Linked DNA regions of Homo sapiens: region 1 is linked to region 2. A link is a contact called in ENCODE Hi-C data. All regions are on one chromosome and are shown on one strand. The core of a region is the stretch at or near the end of the contact, and the rest is flanking DNA. Distances in the headings are between cores, read along the strand shown.

Region 1 (5,146 bases), core at 1,592-4,091, 4.9 Mb after region 2:
TGCAAGGCAGGTATTAGTCAGCTTGGGCTGCCATAACAAAACACCATGGACTAGGTGGCTTAAACAACGAACATTTATTTTCTTACAGTTCCAGAGACTGGAAGTTCAAGACCAAGGTATAGCAGAGCTGGTGTCTGGTGAGGGCTCTCCTCGTAGGTGGCAGACAGCTGCCTTCTCACTGTGTGCTCACCTGGCCTTTCCTCTGTGTTCCTCAGAGTGAGTGAGCTCTCTGGTGTCTCTTCTTATGAAGATACTAATTTATGGGATCAGGGCTCCATCTTTAACACCTCATTCAACCTTAATTACTTTCTTAGAGCCACCATATCCATATCCAAATACAGCTACATTGGGGGTTAGGGGTTCAACATATGCATTTTGGGGGACACAAACATTCAGTCCACAATGGTAGGTAATATTGTACTCCCTATTTCTCAGGTTAGGAAACTGAGGCCACACTGATTGAGTAATTTGCCCAATGTCACACAAATAATAAGTGTCAATACTGGGACTTGAACGCCAGCATCCATACTTTTAACCACTATGCTGTGCTCTCTCTCATCATGAGTCATGACGATGATCACGTTAGATTGTGTTAGATGATGTTAGATCATGAGTCATGATCTAACATCTAGCAACCCATCAACATCATCAACATCTAACAAATCCAATCCTTTGAACCTATTATAGAATCATCAGAGCTTTACCACGCTTTTTAGAAAAAATTTCCCTACAAGAATACAGTCTCTCACTATTATTATTATATTAGAGATAGATTTCTATATTATCAAATTTAGAGCAAATAACTTATATTTGCTATCAACTAGCTCTTAAAATGATTATATCTTGATTACTCTAGTAAACAAACATCATCTATTTCTCTCTACATTTAAACTATTAAAACTCAACAATAAGAAAACAACTCATTTGAACAGTGGGCAAAAGATCTTGACAAGACATGTCATCAAAGAAGATATGCAGATAGCAAATAAGCATATGAAAAGATGCTTCACATCATATGTCATCAGGAAAATGCCAATTAAAACAACAGTGAGATACCACTACACAAACCTATAGGAATGGCCAAAATCCAGAATATGACAACCCCAGATGCTGCCAAGGGTGAGGAGCAACAGGAATTCTCATTCATTGCTGGTGGGAATGCAAAATGGTACAGCCACTTTGGGAAACATGTTGGCAGTTACTTATGAAACTAAGTTTCTATATCATAACACAAGTAGATATAAATATAACCAGTGGTAGGGTTTTTTTAGAGGCTGTATTATTTTTTAAGAATTTAAAGCTTTAAACCCAAATTTCTACTCAGAAAGATGAGCATTGTAATTTGATGAGATTACCCTTAGAATTCTTGCCAGTCAATGACTGCTTTTACACCAACTTACAGATTGTGCTGTGTTCAAATACATACTGAGGGGAATCTGATGAACTGACTGGCAACAGTCTTCAAATTCTTAAAGGTGAGGGGAAGAGTGCATCAGGTAAGAGCAAAGCTCCCGGAATCGGGATATCCAGGTCTGAATCTTGACTCTGCTGTGTCCTTGAGTGAGCTACTCAACTTGTCTACACCTCAGTTTCTTCATTCGTAAAATGAAGCTATGGTAGCTTCTACCTTATATGACGATTGACTGATAGGCTCCATGTTGAGTGTAAATTAAATAGTGCCTGGATAAGTACTCACTAAAGAATCGTGTTTTTTTTTTATTGTAAATTTCCAAAGAGAATGTTTTATACTTTTTAAAAAGTGTTTTTATTCCCCAATGCCCCTAACAGGAAATGACACCATCATTGTTACATGAGAAAATGATAAATGTTTTGAGAGGTCAATGTTCCACCCCAACTCATTCTCAGTGTTACTATTTTCACCAGGAAACAGTAGAAGTGACACAGGAGGTGGCCAGGGAAGTGCTGGGTAGACAAGGGTGGGGTTCCTGGCGAGGGCTCCACCCTCAGGCTTGTGCCCATGGACCTAAGTAAGAACAGGCACCCGTGTTTTCATGCCCAAATGTTGCATTTTCCAAGACCACTCTGGCCTGCCACACCCCCATCCTGTGCCCATAAAAACCCTGAGACCCTAGCGGGCGTGGACACAAGCAGTTGGACGTTGAGAGGAGCAGAGGAGCAGAAGAGCGCACCGACAGACACCAGCAGACAACAGCAGGCCATTGAGGCAAGACGATGCAGAAAATTCGGTCGGGGCAGTCAGAGGAGAGTCCAGCCGCTGGACAGCCTGACTCCAGGGGAAGACCGCCTTCCCACTCCATCCCCCTTCTGGCTCCCCATCCACCTTGCTGAGAGCAACCTCCACCACACAATAAAACCTTGCACCGATCTTCCAAGCCTACATGTTATCCGATTCTTTCCGGTACGCTAGGGCAAGAACTGAGGATACAGAGGCCCTCTGTCCTTGTCATACGGCAGAGGGTCTAATTGAGCTGGTTAACACAAGTTGCCTGCAGACGGCAAAACTGAAAGAGCACACTGTAACACATGCCCACTGGGGCTTCAGGAGCTGTAAATACTCAACCCTAGGCACTGCTGTGAGGTCGGAGCTCCATGGGTACCTTTTAACCACAAGTTTCAGCATTTCTTTTCAAGGAGAACTTATGTCTGGAAATATGGATGGAAGATGAACCGAGGACTCGTCTTTAACACCGCATGCTACTCTACTAAAGACTGAGAAAAATGTCAGTTGTCCGGAGCTCCCCACGACCTGTCTGCATGCTCCCCCTAGGGGTTTGAGCAGTGGGACACTGAACATGCGAGCCGCACATCTGTCGCATGTCCTGCCAGGGAGATAAGGAAACTTTCTGTTTCAGAAGTTCTACTTTGAGGCAAAACCAGGCCTCACATGGGCAAGAACATTGCTAGACCTCAGGCCTTGCTCTTAAACAGCAGCTGCGTACCCCAGCCCTGCACGGGAAGTGGGGAGGAGCTCTTGCTTCTTCCCACAACAAACAGGTTCTCACCTGTGCAGCTCCTGTGAATTACATGACATCAATGTGTATGTAGGTTCTTTTTTTATTTTTTTTTTATTTTTACTATTTTTATTTTTATTTTTTGAGATGGAGTCTTGCTCTTTCACCCAGGCCGGACTGCAGTGGCGCTATCTCGGCTCACTGCAAGCTCCGCCTCCCGGGTTCATGCCATTCTCCTGCCTCAGCCTCCTGAGTAGCTGGGATTACAGGCGCCTGCCACCACGCCCGGCTAATTTTTTGTATTTTTAGTAGAGATGGGTTTTCACCGTGTTAGTCAAGATGGTCTCGATCTCCTGACCTCGTGATCTGCCCGCCTCGGCCTCCCAAAGTGCTGGGATTACAGGCGTGAGCCACCGCACCCGGCCAATGTGTATGTAGGTTCTATCTTTTAGGGAAAGACACTGTAATGTGGAGCATTTCTCTTCAGAATCTACTTAAAACCAGATATTTCAGTTATTAGAGTGAATTAAAACTATTAAGTAGCACATAAAATATATTTTGACCAGTCAAACCTAATTGTAGACTGTTAGTGTAGACACCCATCAGCACACCTACACTCTCACAGACACAAGAGTATCTGTTTGTCTCTGTTGATATGGTTGGGAAGTTTTGCTTTGTGACCTGGGGAGTAGAACCAAGTGTTGCTGAGAGAGCTAAGAACCAAGAGGAGGAGGTTGGAAGGATGGTATGGATTCTCTTCCTTCCTAGCTCTTTGGATTTGGTTTTAGACCCCAATGGTTAGATGCATAAGAGCCAGAAAGCAGGGAAACTGTCCACAAAAAACCCTTTATGGTTCTCAGTTCCAAGCATCATTGCTTCAGCTCCCAGGTGACAAAGTGTAGCTCAGTGCTGAGATGAGAGGCCATTTTCCCTGCTTGTGCATAAAACCCCCTCTGCTTTGACAACCTGAGGACTGGCTGGGCTGGCAGGCCACTACAAGATGCATGGCACTAGCTTCCTCTTCTTAGGTGAGAGTCACCTGGGGTATGGACAGTGGGTCCGGCACTGGGGGAAGCACAGCAACCGCCCTAACAGACTCCTCCCAGAATCTCACACACTTCCAATGGACCAGCTTTCCCTCACCCCCACCAGGCAGCACAGGGCAGGACTGTGTTTTGAGCTTAATCAGCACTGCTTTCATGATGGGCTGTGACAACACTGAGGATTTCCATGTGGCCCTGCAGAAAGCAGACCTGGAGGAACCAGAGCAGGAGAGAAAGGACCAGGTGGATCCATGCGGTTATGGCAGCTGGTTTATAAACACGAATGACACACCCCATTGGAGACGCCCAGAAATAGCTGGAGGACACTGAGGTCAAGCTAAGAGTATGTTGTTACCTTTGTAATTTGGACATCAAAAGGAAATGTAACCTGATTTTATATGGTCTGGAGAGACCTGGACATGCTGTAATTAAACTATAATTGCAATTAATGGGCTACTTTGTGAGTAACCTAATCTCATGAAAAAAATGGGTGGCTTACAATAAAATAAGGAGATTGGTGACTTATAATAAAATAAGGGGATGACAGCCATAGCTGAAACATCTATAAATTTGGAAAACCAAGACTCAAGCAAAAAACATTTGAATTGAATTATGCAAAAAAGAGGAAAAATACAAGCTCTGGAAGAATGAAGCCTGCGCCATGGGTACCTTTTAACCACAAGGTTCAGCATTTCTTTTCAAGGAGAACTTATGGCTGGAAATATGGATGGAAGCTGAACAAAGGACTTGTCTTGAACATTGCACACTACTATACTAAAGACTGAGAAAAATGTCAGTTGTTCCTATCAAAGGATGAGGGGGTTGATGGACATCAGCACCTTTGGCATCATTGTTGATTCCAGAGTGTCCTTAGTTTTTGAGCCACCTCCAAGCAGCCTTGTCAATCACTGCAAGATGCATGCCACTGGCTTCCCCCTCTCAGGCGAGAGCCACCTGGGGTACAGACAGTGGGTCCAGCACTGTGGGAGGCATGGCGACAGCCCTCACAGACTCCTCCCATAATTTACACACACTTCCAATAGACTGGCGACCCCCACACCCCCACCAGGTTCCAATGAGAAACACTTTCTAAAGAACTCTCTCTTGTTAGAACAGCTTCCCTGAGCACAGGAACCAGGGAAGCAATCAGCATCAGCTCAGCTTGACTGT
Region 2 (5,431 bases), core at 1,698-4,197:
CTGTATTCACTTAAAGCCTCCATCACAGATGTCACTAACCAACATATGATGTCTTGCTCTTCATGTTACAGATCCTTTGGTTTTGGGTAGACTTGATTTCAGACTCTGAATTCCTGGAGTCATACCCTCAAAAAAAAAAAAAAGACCCTGTCAATTCACAGACATACTCATTTATTCAGTTAATTTATTCAACAACTATTTAGCAAGGACCAGCAGTATGTTAAAGATGGCTTGTACTGGCTTCGAATGCTGATTTTTAGTGCCCCTTCTTAACTTTGCATTCAGTGACATCACATTGGTAGCTTGGAATTGGTCATGTTTAGAATATTTATACCATGGAGATTGGCAAATGCAGCAAATCAAGGTCCCCATCCCTGGAGAGCCAGTTGTTAACATTTACCAGCACACCACCTGCGATGGCCTACTGTGTGCCAGACCCACCAGCCAGTCAGCTGTGAACAAAGCAGATTGAGTCCCTGCCCTCTTGGATCTTCCACTTCCAGTGAGACGAGGCAGCCCACAATAACACCAAAACAAGGAAATATATAACATATCTGAGGATTACAAGTGCTAAGGGGAAAAATAAATCATGGAAGAGTGACAGGGAGCCCTGGGGACAGAGCTGCTATTTTATAAAGAGGTAGCCAGGAAAACCTACCAGAGAGGGTTACACTTGAGAGGAGGCCAGAAAGGAGACAGGGAACTTGCACTTTGATCTCTGGACGCAAATGCCGACAGCAGTTGTGCACAGGCCCTGCAGTGGGAGCATGTTACTGATTGAGGCTGGACTACATGAGGGAGAGAGGAAAAAAAGCAAGAAAGGAAGCAAGGGCTTGGTCATGTGGGGCCTGGAAGCTGCTGAATGCATTGGCTTTTACTTTGGATACTCCCGCATCTAGGAGATATGGGAGCCTTTGGAGGTCGAGCAGAGACATGCTGTGATCTCACTTGTGTTTTAATAGGGTCCCTCTGGCTGCTGTGTTGAATAGATTCAAGTGTGGAAGGAGGAAGGCAAGTGTGGAGGCAGGGAGACCAGTTAGGCAACTGCAGTAGTAGAAGAGAGCTGGTGGTGGCTTGCATCAGGGAAATGGCAGTGAAGGTGGTGAGACATGGGCTAGAATATGGGTGTATACATACATACAGACATACATCAGCAGGGCTATGTTCTGAGAAGTGCATTTTCAGAAGCGCATCCACATCTGTGGGCCCCTGGAGGCACTGAAGGACCTGGGAGAGTTTGGGGTGCACCTGTCTCTCTCCTCGAGACTGCTGAAGTGGAAACATCATAGAGTGTACTTACACTGACCTGGATGGTGCAGCCTACTACACACCTAGGCTAAATGGCTTAGCCTGTTGCTCCTAGTATACACACCTGGACAGCATGTTGCCGTATTGAATGCTATAGGCCATTGTAACACAATGGGAAGTATTTGTTTATCTAAACACATCTAAATTTAGGAAAGGTACAGTAACAATATGATACTATAATCTTATGGAACCACTGTGATATATGTGGTCTGATATTGACCGAAACCACATATCTCATTGGGATTCGTGTATGGATTGGATGTGCTGTGTTAGAGAAAGAAAGGAGGCAAGGATAACTGCAAAGATTTTGCTGAACAACTGTAAGAGGGGGGTTGCCGTTCCCTGAAATGAAGACTGTGGGAGAAGCAGGTTTAGGTCATGGTCATTGGGCCATAATTTATACCTCTGGTCTGCATGTTACTTTCTTCTTTTTTTTTTGAGACAGAGTCTCGCTGTGTCGCCCAGGCTGGAGTGCAGTGGCGTGATCTTGGCTCACTGCAAGCTCCGCCTCCCGGGTTCACGCCATTCTCCTGCCTCAGCCTCCCGAGTAGCTGGGACTGCAGTCGCCCGCCACCACGCCTGGCTAATTTTTTTTGCATTTTTAGTAGAGACGGGGTTTCACCATGTCAGCCAGGATGGTCTCAATCTCTTGACCTTGTGATCCGCCCGCCTCGGCCTCTCAAAGTGCTGGGATTACAGGCGTGAGCCACTGCGCCCAGCCCTGCATCTTACTTTCTATCAGGCCAGTGGTGTTTCTTTGTGAACTGGCCTTCCTGTGGCCTTAGTTCAGGGTCCATGTGCTTGCAGTCCACACATGTGAGCAGTGAGCTGTCCTGTTACTTTTGTGCTGTGACATTTCTCCTCTGGCACTGGGGTTTTATTGAAGCTGTTTAAGAGGCTTCCACACCAGGACTATTACTAGAGCCCAAGTTAGTAGGGTTGCTCACAGCTACTGTCTAAGGACAGTAAAAGCAAGTCCCCATCTTGCCTTTATGTCATGCACTTCTTTGTCTTGTGCTTGCAGGTTGCAGTCTGCTGAGCAGACCTCCAGGCCTCTCTGGGCCTCTGTGCTCCTGTCTGTAAATGAAGGGGTAGGATGGGCTGCTCTGTAATGGCTCCCCAATTCTACCCTCTACACATGCCTAGACCAGACTTCTGACTTCTTTTGTAATCTCTGAATTACTTTGATTCAGTTGACCTCTCTAAGGCTCATCTTATGTAAATAATGAGCCTGTAAACCAGGGTCCTGTGACTTTGGAGTCCTTCCTAGACTATAGGCTCCTCTGAGCACCTGTGGGTATATAGTAAATGGATTTAGGACACAGCAACCTGGAATCACTCCCAGCCCTGAGTATGAGCATCTGTCACTGGAGGCCTGTTCCAGGCTGTTCCTGGCTGCAGCATTTTGAGCTGAAGGCAGGCTGACTAGGGCAAGGTTAAATTCCACCATCCCTAACCCCTTTGCCTATTACTTGTTGAATGGTTTCTCAGGTTAGGTTCCTAAGAACAATGGTTCTTAAACTGTGATCTCTGGACTGGCAGCATCTGCATCATCTGGGAACTTTTTAGAAACAGCTTGTCTGACCCACTGAGTCAGAAGTTTGGGGGTGGAGCCCAGGAATCTGGGTTTTAACAAGCTTTTTAGGTGATGTCATGCGTGTCAAGCTTTGGGAAGCAATGCCCTAGGGGCCAAGCCTGAGTCAGATTCCGGTACATGTAATTTGTTGGGGGCATGCTCTCAGGAGGAAGTGGGGTGAGGAAAGTGGAACTGGGCAGGGGAAGGAGCTCAGCAAAGGTGTGAGGGCTAAGGGCTCAGGCTGATCCCCTGGGGAGATGTGGAGCATGAATTGACTCAGAGTTAGTCCCATGTTTAAGGCAAGGGAGTGAGCTTTTTGTGCCCCTCTTAGTCATTGGCTGTGGGCTGCCCATCCTGGAGTGGGGCGGGCAGTGTGCAACCTCCTAGATGAGTTTGGCAAAGGACGATTCTCCAGAAAAGGATGCAGCTGTGAGCCCTTAGCAGCTGACATTGACAGCAGCTGGGAAGTATTTACCTGTCTGAGGCAGCTGGGTGGGACACCTGTGGCCTCCATGTCAGTTCTCATGGCTCCTTCTGCATTCACCCAACCCCTAGGTATTACAGTAAAGATAAACTGCAAAGCCTGTCCCTGGATATCACCTTAGATGCATTGGATGCCCTGGTGAGATGGGCCAAGCAGGGATCTTTTACAGGTTAGGATACAGACTCCAGAAGGTGAGACTGAAACGAAACTGTTTCCAGGCTCAGACAGCCTTTCCCATCATGACATGTGCAGCCCTCTGCAAGAGCATCATATTACCCATTACTGGCTTTGTGGCTGGGTCACGTCCTTTTGTCTTAGTGAGTTCAGAGGTGTCATAGCCCAGGTAGGCACTGGGGATGCCAGTGCATGATATGGTTCCCTGCCTCCAGAAGCCCAGGGTGCACTGGGATGCCCTGTGTAATTGGGTGCTAAATTGTGGCCCTCACAAAGGAGTGGAAGTTCAGGGAGCAGTTAAGGGACGCTATTGAGGGGGCAGGAGGGCCCTGGGCTTGGAGAGGCAGTGTTTAATGCAAAAGACTTCCTGGTAAACCAGTAACATTGGAGAAGGAATGGCTGTACTTTTAATTCACAGATCCAGGGGAAGATTAACCTGCCTTGTTCTGCTGTGGGTCTCTGCAGCCTTGATACAGCCAAGGGCCCAAAGCCTCAGTGTTTCTGCCTTTGCATTGAAACACTCCTCTGACACTGGGGATGCCTGGCAGTTTTTCAGGTTTTGCAGAAGAATGGACAGTAGATGGCAGCAGATCTTCATCAATCCTCCCAACCCCAGCGATTTAGTCTCGTTGCCCTTGTTGCATAATTTAATTCAGGGGACATTCACCAGGCCCTACCAGACCTTTCTTAAGCAGTCCAGGGGGAGAGAGACAAGTGCATCCCAAACTCTCCCAGGTCCTCTAGAGCCTCTGGAGGCCCCCAGATCTGGAGTGAAAGCCACGGGCGCACAGATGCCTCTCTGTGTCCTGAGGGGGAATGAATTGTGCCAGCCGGGACTTGGAGGAGGCTTACAGAGGATGTGGCATTTGCGGTTCATTGACTGTTCCCTGCTTCTGAGCATCCCAGCTCTGAAAACATCTGCACCTCATGGGATGAGTAATGGGGAGAATTTTCATTTTAATTTGTCTTTATGCATTATTTGGACTTCACATCAGACTATTAAGGTTCAAAATCTGACTCTTGAGACACACAATACCTATTTCCTTTCCAGCATGCCGGTCATCCTGTGTGGATAGTGGCCTGCTTGGGCTCTTGCACTGGTTCAGCCTCACCTTCTTAACCTGTTCTGGGGACCTCTCTTCTGTGGTGGATACAGCTGTCCTCCACACCTGCCATTGATGCCCGATGCTCAGCCACTTCTCCCCACTTCTCAGCCTGTTGATCACATTTTACCCTATACATGTGCCCCCAGTCCACAGTGGAATGCCATTTCTCCTTCTGATTGCTGGCCTCCTGAAAGTAGGCACAGGAGATTAAACATGAGAAACAGCTCCAGTGCATGTTACAGGCCACTCTGAGCCCTCCAAAAATGGGGTTGATGACCCCTAAACCTTGTGTGGTTATTATAACCCCAAGGTACCTTCAGTTCCATGGTTTCCAAGTCTCTGATCTGATGCGTCTGCAGAGGAAAGAGATTTCCCTTGACTCAGATTTCCTTTGAGATCCAGAAAGTGCGGCTAAAGAAGTGAGAGAGTGGCCACACATCCCCCTGGAAGGGAAGATGAGTGATCTTGTATTGTCCATCTGTGGACATCAGCATGGCAGCTCTGAGATCTCCCTTGGACCACACCTGGGCCCTTGCCAGCTCCATCCTAGGTTCTGAGTCCTGGGATACAGGCTGGGAAGATGTTCCATGCAGGAGAAGTAGCAGCTGTTAGATGGAAGGAAGTTGTTGGGCTCTGAGATAATATTTGGGAGATGAGTGTGAGAGAGCAGGAGTGGTATTATGGAGAATCTTTCCTGTATTCCTTTTTTTCTCACTCCAAGATGCTTTTGTGCTGCTCTGTTAGCTATGTTCCAGCAGTTCCTGGCTACCAGAATCCCATATA

Evidence for each region. Hi-C counts contacts between places; a loop is a spot of excess contacts on that map. Pooled maps may share reads with other maps.
Region 1: a loop to region 2 is called in a pooled map, with 15 times the contacts of the local background. The contact joins two enhancer-like sites. A Hi-C loop is called at or near these places in 3 of 37 single-sample maps with no recorded cell type and 2 of 50 pooled maps.

What each region holds. Positions count from the first base shown.
Region 1 is chr7:35,722,635-35,727,780 of GRCh38, forward strand. No RefSeq gene overlaps it. Among named protein-coding and RNA genes, the nearest start is that of LINC03013, 8.8 kb to the left of the region's middle. Within about 2 kb of position 2,842, at least 7 of the 41 ENCODE cell types and tissues checked have a DNase peak (open chromatin) inside an H3K27ac peak, as active enhancers do.
Region 2 is chr7:30,796,769-30,802,199 of GRCh38, forward strand. All of the region lies in intron 5 of MINDY4 (MINDY lysine 48 deubiquitinase 4), which reads left to right. The region is part of intron 7 of INMT-MINDY4 (INMT-MINDY4 readthrough (NMD candidate)); the gene reads left to right. Among named protein-coding and RNA genes, the nearest start is that of MINDY4, 28 kb to the left of the region's middle. RefSeq lists enhancers at 3,032-3,151, 4,018-4,147. Within about 2 kb of position 2,948, at least 6 of the 41 ENCODE cell types and tissues checked have a DNase peak (open chromatin) inside an H3K27ac peak, as active enhancers do.